Linked DNA regions of Homo sapiens: region 1 is linked to region 2. Evidence: read pairs that join two places in POLR2A ChIA-PET (ENCODE). Cell type or tissue: B cell. All regions are shown on one strand. Each heading gives the region's core, and the rest is flanking DNA. Links, peaks and the distances in the headings are about the cores only.

Evidence for each region. Peaks named below come from ENCODE experiments on the same cell type or tissue, not always from the same donor. Only the 100,000 strongest peaks of a DNase experiment are listed, where the experiment ranks them.
Region 1: POLR2A ChIA-PET joins it to region 2 with 6 read pairs; 2 of 35 experiments call an interaction of 5 or more read pairs at or near these places.

What each region holds. Positions count from the first base shown.
Region 1 is chr1:28,278,939-28,283,325 of GRCh38, forward strand. SESN2 (sestrin 2) reads left to right here. Exons shown (of 10, transcript NM_031459.5): 9 at 159-303; 10 at 1,778-3,553. The coding sequence ends at 1,864. Among named protein-coding and RNA genes, the nearest start is that of SESN2, 22 kb to the left of the region's middle. In B cell, for the core only: no CTCF peak of the experiment used is centred there; no DNase peak of the experiment used is centred there.
Region 2 is chr1:27,968,995-27,973,381 of GRCh38, forward strand. EYA3 (EYA transcriptional coactivator and phosphatase 3) reads right to left here. Exons shown (of 18, transcript NM_001990.4): 18 at 1,350-4,387. Among named protein-coding and RNA genes, the nearest start is that of XKR8, 11 kb to the left of the region's middle. In B cell, for the core only: no CTCF peak of the experiment used is centred there; no DNase peak of the experiment used is centred there; H3K27ac peaks cover 586 bases.

The DNA of each region.
Region 1 (4,387 bases), core at 302-4,301, 310 kb after region 2:
ATATCAGCTGTTTCTCCAAGAGGAACTAGGCTTCTTGTTGCTTCTACCTTCTGATTTTTCTCAACACTCTGTTCTTCCCTCTGTAGGGTGGGGTTGCGGGGAGGGAGCTGCCTTTGGGAAGAAAGCATGAGTAATGCTGCTGGGACCTTTCCATCCAGATATGATGACTATGATTATGGGGAGGTGAACCAGCTCCTGGAGCGGAACCTCAAGGTCTATATCAAGACAGTGGCCTGCTACCCAGAGAAGACCACCCGAAGAATGTACAACCTCTTCTGGAGGCACTTCCGCCACTCAGAGAAGGTATGACCTATACAGGCAGGGCAGGATGGAAGTAGACAGGCCAAGCCAGTGGAGAGGGCAAGGGGTTAGGACCCAGTGAGAGTCCCCAGACTGAGTCTGTCCTGCTAGGTGGGACACCTGGGCCTATTCCTCTGGATTGAAGTCCTATTCCACTGTGTGATTTCAGAGTCTGTTTACTCACCTGTAAAATGGGAATGAGGGTGCCTGCTTCACATTAGTGGTAGCTTGGTGGACCTGGGTTCAAATCATAACACTATCTCTTGATAGCAGTGTGACTTTCGGCAAGTCACATTATCTCGCTGAGTTTTTTTGTTTTTTTTTTTGAGATGAGTCTCCCTTTGTTGCCCAGGCTGGAGTGCAGTGGCACGATCTTGGCTCACTGCAACTTCCACCTCCCAAGTTCAAGCGATTCTCCTGCCTCAGCCTCCTGAGTAGCTGGGACTACAGGCGTGTGCCACCATCCCCAGCTAATTTTTTGTATTTTTAGTAGAGACGGGGTTTCACTGTGTTAGCCAGGATGGTCTTGATCTGACCTTGTGATCCACCTGTCTCGGACTTCCAAAGTGCTGAGATTACAGGTGTGAGTCATCGTGCCTGGCCTCTCTGAGCTTTTTATCCTGTTTTTTTTTTGAGACAGAGTCTTGCTCTGTTGCCCAGGCTGGAGCGCAGCGGTGTGATTTCGGCTCGCTGCAGCCTCCACTTCCTAGGCTCAAGTGTCCTCCCAACTCAGCCCCCAGAGGGCCTGAGGTACACACCACCTGATTTTTTAAATTCCTAGTAGAGATAAGGTCTCACTGTGTTGTCCATCCTGGTCTCAACCTCCTGAGTTCAAATGATCCTCCTGCCTCAGCCTCTCAAAGTTTTTTGTTTTTGTGATGGGGTCACACTATATTGTCCAGGCTGTATTTGAACTTCTGGACTCAAGTGATCCTCTCACCTCAGCCTCCCAAGTAGCTGGGATTTCATTTTTATAATGGGAATAAATACTGCTGTATTTCAAGGTTGCTGGGAAGATAAAATAAAAAAATGTACATAAACCTCTGCAACCTCTGTCTCCCGGGTTCAAGTAATTCTCCTGCCTCAGCTTTCCAAGTAGCTGGGATTACAGGCATCCACCACCATGCCCAGCTAACTTTTTGTATTTTTAGTAGAGATGGGGTTTCACTATGTTGGCCAGGCTGGTCTCGAACTCCTGACCTCCTGATCCACTCGCCTTGGCCTCCCAAAGTGTTGGGATTACAGGCGTGAGCCACCGCACCTGGCCATTTTACCTTTAGGGAATACAGAGCTTAGTCATGATAGGAATGAATGTGCTTGTCCTTGTACTAAACTGCTCAGAGCCTTAGCAGATGCTGGGGCAGCTCTGTAGGAAAGGAAATGGTGAGGTAAGTGGGTCAGGGATCAAGGCAGTCTGGGAGGGGTGTGGGGGTGAGGAGTGACATCAGTTGCCAACATGCCTTCCTCTGTGCCCCAGGTCCACGTGAACTTGCTGCTCCTGGAGGCGCGCATGCAAGCCGCTCTGCTGTACGCCCTCCGTGCCATCACCCGCTACATGACCTGACTCCTGAGCAGGACCTGGGCCCGGTTCAGCTCCCCACAAGGACTTCTCTGTCTGGAGACAGCCCCAGACCCTTTTGTGTCCCATGCCCACCCTCCCCACGCTGCAGTGGGCTTGTGTGTGATGTGCAGTCCCGAAGCCACACCCTCCCTTTTCCTCACTGGAATGGACAGTTCATTGCACTGACTCTGGGATCTCAGCCCTGCTCCTGGGAGCTGGAAGAGCACTTGGAGATCCTAAGGGACCACACCCTTCCTCCTTCCCCTGCCCACAGAGGCAGAGGGCACAGGAAAGAAGCCGGGCCAAGCTCGGAATTAATGTGCCACAAGTGTTGTGGCCTTCCTGAACTGGGAAGTCCCTGGCTGGCCCCCGGGGGAGAGGGGCAAATGCCTCCGGGACTGACACTCCAGGCAGCTTTGCCTTCTCTCCCCTGTCATTTCCAGATTTCATTACCTCCTACTTGCCATTCACCCATCAATGTGAAAGTCAGGGTCACAGCTGGTCTGTGTGTCCAGTTCCCTAAAAGCCTGTTCTGTTGGGCAGCCTGAGGCTGTTGCCCGAATCCTAGTTCAGTTTTTTGACTTCCTTTGCCCTTTTTCCCTTTTCTCCATGCTTAATGGTGTGAGGCGTCAGGAGAGAGGCCAAGTACATAAAAAAAAAAAAAGCAGATTATCTCTAGAGAGTTTGAGCCTTTGCTGGTCACATTGCCTTCTGAAGAGGAGGGAGTATTAGATTATAAATCCTCTTTATTTTGGTCCTTTATGCTTGAGGTTCCAACCTGGAGCCACAGTGTGTGAGAGGAGGAGGAGAGGGAGAATTCTGTTCTCCCAGAGCTGCACCTGCCTCGCAGAGGCCAGCACCCCACTCTCCTGCCTCCAGTGGCCCTGCCGCAGATGTCTCCCAAAAAGTTGAGCCTTTCTAGATGGCTTAGGTGGCACCATGGCTCAGCAGGAGGGGCGGGAGGCACCAGGGTTCTTGTTTGGACCCTGCCCCTGGGCCATGGCCAGGTGACCATGGCTACATTGCCAAACCTCTGACTGCCACAGCTGCAGACTGAGAGGGTGGGTCTGAGTCCCCACAATGTCTGAAGCTGCCCCTGGGATTCTCAGGCCAACCTGCCAACAGCAAGCGGATTTTCTTGCAAGATCAGGGACCCCATTTCTGCAGCCAGTGTCTCCTGGGTGCCTTCTGAGGACTCCCACCCCCATCCCAGTATCTCATCTGTCCCCTCTCCTGGGGCTTAAGTGGGTTGCTTCCAGGCAGAAGCAGCCAAGGACCGATTCCAGGCACTTTCTGTAGCAAATGACTGTGAATTACGACTTCTCTTGCCCTTCTTCTAGCAGTCTGTGCCTCCTCTCTGACCAGTTTGGAGGGCACTGAAGAAAGGCAAGGGCCGTGCTGCTGCTGGGCGGGGCAGGAGAGGAGCCTGGCCAGTGTGCCACATTAAATACCCGTGCAGGCGCGGAGAAGCAACCGGCACCCCCTTCCGGCCTGAAAGCCCTCCCTGCAAGAAGGTGTGCAGGAGAGAAGAGGCCCCGGCATGGGGATCTGGGTTCTAGAGGGCATGTGATGACTGTAAATGTTCACTGGGTGGGTAGGGAGTGGTATCCAGTGTTCAAGTGCAGAAATCTTTGGCTTTGCTACCAGTTCCATATGATGAGAAATAAACGTTCGCTGAGGTTTTGTTTCATACTCCCTTTTTATGGGCTGTTCTTTCAATTTCCTGAAGGTCATGGTTCACCTTGTAGCATAGGCAGAGAGCTGTGATTGCATCATGGGCCTGACCTGATAGCCCCTGCCCTGCCGAGAACTTGTGCCCAGTGATTGTAGGTTGGGACTGTTGGCACTGAAAGTCTACTTGTCCCTTGGACATCCAGTCCTGTCACCCTTCTGCGGCTGCCCTGGCACTGTGGAGTAATAATGACCATGGTGTTTTTCTAAGCCTGGCCATGGGCTGGGTACTTGGAGACCATTCCTCTGAATTTGCAGCAATCCTGTAGGAGAATTGAGACGGGTGAACTGACGTTGTTGAGGCCACATGGCTAATCGGTGGGGGAGCCAGGATTCCCCCCTGCTCTGCTTGACCCTGAGGCCTTGACATTTTACCTTGCTGTTTTGCCCACTACTGGACTTCCCCTGTGACAAAGAGGCTGTTTGAATCTGGAAGGACCCCCTTGTGTCCCCAACCCCACCACATTATGATTACCTGCTTCTCATCCTACCGCCTCCAGCACCAAGGAGACAACGCCAGGAACAAAGAGGTGCAACCCCCAAGCTGTGCCAGTGCCGTTTATGGCTGTGTGACCTTGGTCAAGCTTCTTAACTTCTCTGGGTACCAGGAACTAGTTAGCTTACCAGGAAAACCACATCATGTAAGAGCTAAGACCACTCCCGCGGGCTTCCTACTTCCTATAAATACCGCTGTCAGAACACTAGGTCTCTTCCAGGCAGCCTCCCCTAGTGGACTTTGTGTTCCCCTTCCCCTTGAGGTATCTGTTCATTTTCGCAGGATTCCTATACACTTCC
Region 2 (4,387 bases), core at 154-4,153:
GGGGGCAGGGAGAGGATCTGAGATGATGCTGGTGACTTTTACATACAAGCAATGGTTAGAGGCAGAAAGGATCCTGCAGATCATCCTGTCTAGTGATTTTCAGGCTTTTGAATATCATGTACCTATAAAATGGCCAACATGGTTGCAACTTAATTTTAACAAAAAAGGGCATTAAAAACTACCACCATTTGGCTGGGCATGGTGGCCCACGCCTGTAATCCCAGTACTTTGGGAGGCCAAGGCGGGTGGATCACCTGAGGTCGGGAGATCGCGACCAGCCTGACCAACATGGAGAAACCCCATCTCTACTAAAAATACAAAATTAGCCAGGCGTGGTGGCGCATGCCTGTAATCCCAGCTACTTGGGCGGCTGAGGCAGGAGAATTGCTTGAACCCGGGAGGCGGAGGTTGCGGTGAGCCAAGATCGTGCCATTGCACTCCAGCCTGGGCAACAAAAGCAAAACCCCGCCTCAAACAAAACAAAACAAAACAAAACAAAAAACTACCACCATTTATTTTCATCATCTCATAAAAGGATGTACCAATCTTAGAACAAAGACCATTCTTCTAATTGAATACATGTAAACATACACACACACCTGAAATTGCAGGAAGAGATGGAGATGTTTATCTACTCTGTGCTTGAAATCAATGCCTCTAATATTTGTATTTATAACTGAGTAGGGATATAGCAGCTAACGCGTTTGCTTCAACTAATGTGCACCTAATGAGGAAAACATTTAATAACTAGAATAGGCAACTTCCTCTTTTCTGGGGAATTTTTGGAAAAATACATCTTATAGTCTGACATGTATGGTACTTGGAAGCTAGAACCCAATTCTGATTTCCTTCATTGGACTAAAAGGCAGAAAGGCTTTGTGACTGTTTTCCAGACCAGAGGGATACAGCCAGACCCAAATCAGAGAAATGAAATGAGAAAAAGTAGTTGATGTGACAGGAAATCAGGGCAAATCAAATGAGGTTTGGTATCAGTTTGTCAGTTTTATCGCTTTTGTGGTTTAAGTGCAGTGCAGCAAGGTACTGATTTCTCTCCTTAATAAATTTCAGCATATTTGGAAGTGAATGAAATCTTTTCTCACTCCAGTTCTAAACTTTAAAAGCAATATATTTTAGAAACAATACATTCTCCCATACAAATTATTTTAAAATATTTTCCCATGTATATTTATACCAAATGGTTTGTTCTTACTTTTTTGGTGAAATGACCCAGTTACTGAAAGGGTGACATCTTTCTAATGAACTCTTAGAATTTTTATGAAGCCATAATTAGGACCCCACACAGCTGGGCAACTGTGCTGATCCTATTCAGAAAAGACACAGGAGCAAACTATAGAAAATAAAAACTTTATTTTTTTCAAGTTTATAAGATAGTTCCCATTACATATAACATTACGGTCACGGATTCTACAGCCACAAATGCCCGCAGTCACATAAATATATCCAATCCAATCAATGCCTTTTCCTGCTAACAGAGGCATCTGAAGTTCAGAGGGAGAGTCGCATTTTGAGTAGAAGTCGTCCTTAATGGGAGGGCTCCTGTCAGTGCATTAGGAACTAGCCAAGGAGCCTTGCTTGCCAGAGCTGTCTGACTCAGAGGAGAGGAAGGGACAGATGGCCTGCTGACTGGGGCTGAGGCAGAACTAGATTTTCTCTCTTGTGGTTTAAGATATTTTAGAATCTCGGAATTCAGATCCTATAGTGTGAATATCTGGGGAGTTCTAACTTCTGGATGAAAAAGGAAACCAATTTAGTGGTAAGAAATAGAAGCCTGCTTAAGAGGGACCCTAACTGCCTCCTTGAGGAGTAAGGAGTCAGAGGAAGACCCTAAGCTCACCATTCCTTGGCCCAGACCATTGCTCTACCCCATACTCCTCTCCCCTGTGGTTCAGTGACACTGACAACCATTCAAGGTAGTAAACATCTAGAAGCTCCACATGCTGCAGCTAGAGTTTGCAAGTCAGATTCTATTTGGAATTTTAAAGCTGAGTTTGTGTAAACTGCGAACAAGCTGTGGCATCAGTCTCTTGGGACAACTCACTAGCTTTACAGAAGACAGGAACGCCGCAAATCAAACAAAAGCCCAGATGGGCATCTAAATCTGGAGCAGGTGTCCATTCTTCTGGACACTACCAGCTGCCCCAGGGGCACTGGACAGGGTGATGCTAAGGCACAGTCAGTTTTACATTCGAAAGTCAAGCCACCTCCTCAACCCAAGACACACCTCACTCCAGATCTACTACTAGAGAGAGCCCTCACCGTGACATTACAGACCCATCCTGTAGAACCCACAGTGCCTGGCCAGGCATGGTGGCTCATGCCTGTAATCCCAGCACTTTGGGAGGCCAAGGTGAGCAGATCACCTGAGGTCAGGAGTTTGAGAACAGCCTGGTCAACATGGTGAAACCCCATCTCTACTAAAAATACAAAAATTAGCCAGGCGTGGTGGTGGGCGCCTGTAATCTCAGCTAATCAGGAGGCTGAGGTAGGAGAATCGCTTGAACCTGGGAGGCGGAGGTTGCAGTGAGCCGAGATCATGCCACTGTACTCCAGCCTGGGTGACAGAGCGAGACTCCATCTCAACAACAACAACAAAAAAAAAAAAAAAAAAAAAAAGAGAACCCACCATGCCCAGCTAGGGAAGGACTCATCATTTGGCTAATTTCATGAGGACTCTAATGAAGAGGGTCTCCCCCTTGATGAATGGACCCACAGTGTCCTTTGGTCCTCAGCTTCTAACAGCTCTTAATCCTACCCACTTATTTTCCTTTCCAGATTTTTGTGTTGGGGTGGAGAAAAAGGCAGGGTAATTACAGAGAGCACTGTGTTCCCTGGACAATTCATTTTGGCAAACAGCCAAGAAGCTCCTGTTTTCTCTCTTCCATTTAAATGAGGGTGGCAACAACCAGGAATGAGCAAAGACTGCTCTGCTCAGCCTCCTTACCTCTCTTGGCCAAGTTCAAGTTCCTTTTGGAAAGAGCTAAGCTAGGAAGTCAGAGTAAGAGGAAAAAGGCCAATGATAAAAGTGAGTTCAAGTTACATTCTAAAATAAAGAGCTCCCAAAAGGGTGGAGAGGGAAGTATCTGTGTGTGTGTGCTTGCGTGCATGGTGGGGGTACCACTCCGCAGCCTCACAAACCTGAAGCGCAGCACAACAGCCGTGGCCTTTGTCCAGGACAAAAACCCAACAGCTATACTGCATAGGGGGAGGGTTTGAGGCCTCAGAGTAAAACCTAGAGCTTCCTAAGATCAACCATCAAACAAGGCAGAGCAGCATCTAGGCAACTATGCTGAATACAGACCAAGGGAAGGCCTACCTCACACTACATCTCCCTCCTCCCAACCCCACAGGAAACAAGGCCAAAGAGGCAGCTAAGTAAAGGAGCACTGACTTCAGCTACTCAGCAAAAACTTACTCCTTAAAATCACGAGTTATGAGCGCTTTTCAATGAGTTCTGAAGGAATGTGTATACCAGCCTCTCTCTCTTGCTATCTGGGTGGCCTGGCATTGGAAGGAGTCTTGCCTCTTTGTGCTGCAACATCTCTGGAAATGGGTATGCAGAATCTCTGGTGACAAGCAATTATAGCTGGGGTTGGTCAACAATGCCTCCTTCTGCGGACCAATCCTGCATCTCAATCTGAGGTGCTTGTATCATCTCTCTCTGTGTAGCCTGGGAGAGGCTGAACTTCCTCAGCTCTAGGGAATTTTATCCTGCCTGAGTAGATGCCCAAATTGCTCTTGGAGGGATGGGGCATCCAACAATCATGGCTGGGCTGGAAGGCTGTGACTAGTGCCTGGGCACCCACCAATCTGCCCAGAGGTCGAGAGATGCTCCTGCATTTGGCCCAGGATTAAGTTTTGGGCCATGAAGTAGGGAATGATGCAGTACTCTCATTTAAATCAGGAAAGTCTGGCTGGGTGCAGTGGCTCATGCCTACAATCCCAACACTTTGAGAGGCCGAGGTGGGAGGATCGCTTGAGGCCAGGTGTTCAAGACCAGCCTTGGCAACAATGTGAAAACCTGTCTGTTTCTCCCTTCCCCCCACAATCAGCAAAGTCTTTCTGGTTTCCTACTTTAGAATGGGATTTGAGAAGCAGGGTTTTCCATGGGAAAATTTAAATACAGCAATCTGCTCTTCAGTTTCAGGCAGAGATCTGGGTAAATACATACCTGGGACATCCTTCATATGGCTTAGGGCTTCCACAAAGGAAGTCAAATACATTGGCAGTTTTGGCCAAAATGTAGTTATAAGCATGTTTTTAGATTTGATTTGAATTCTTGGGTCTAATACCCGGGGACTGGCCAGAGCTGCCTGGAGGTGGACATGAGGTGCAGAGGGCAGGAAAGGGGTAAGAACCTAGCATTATG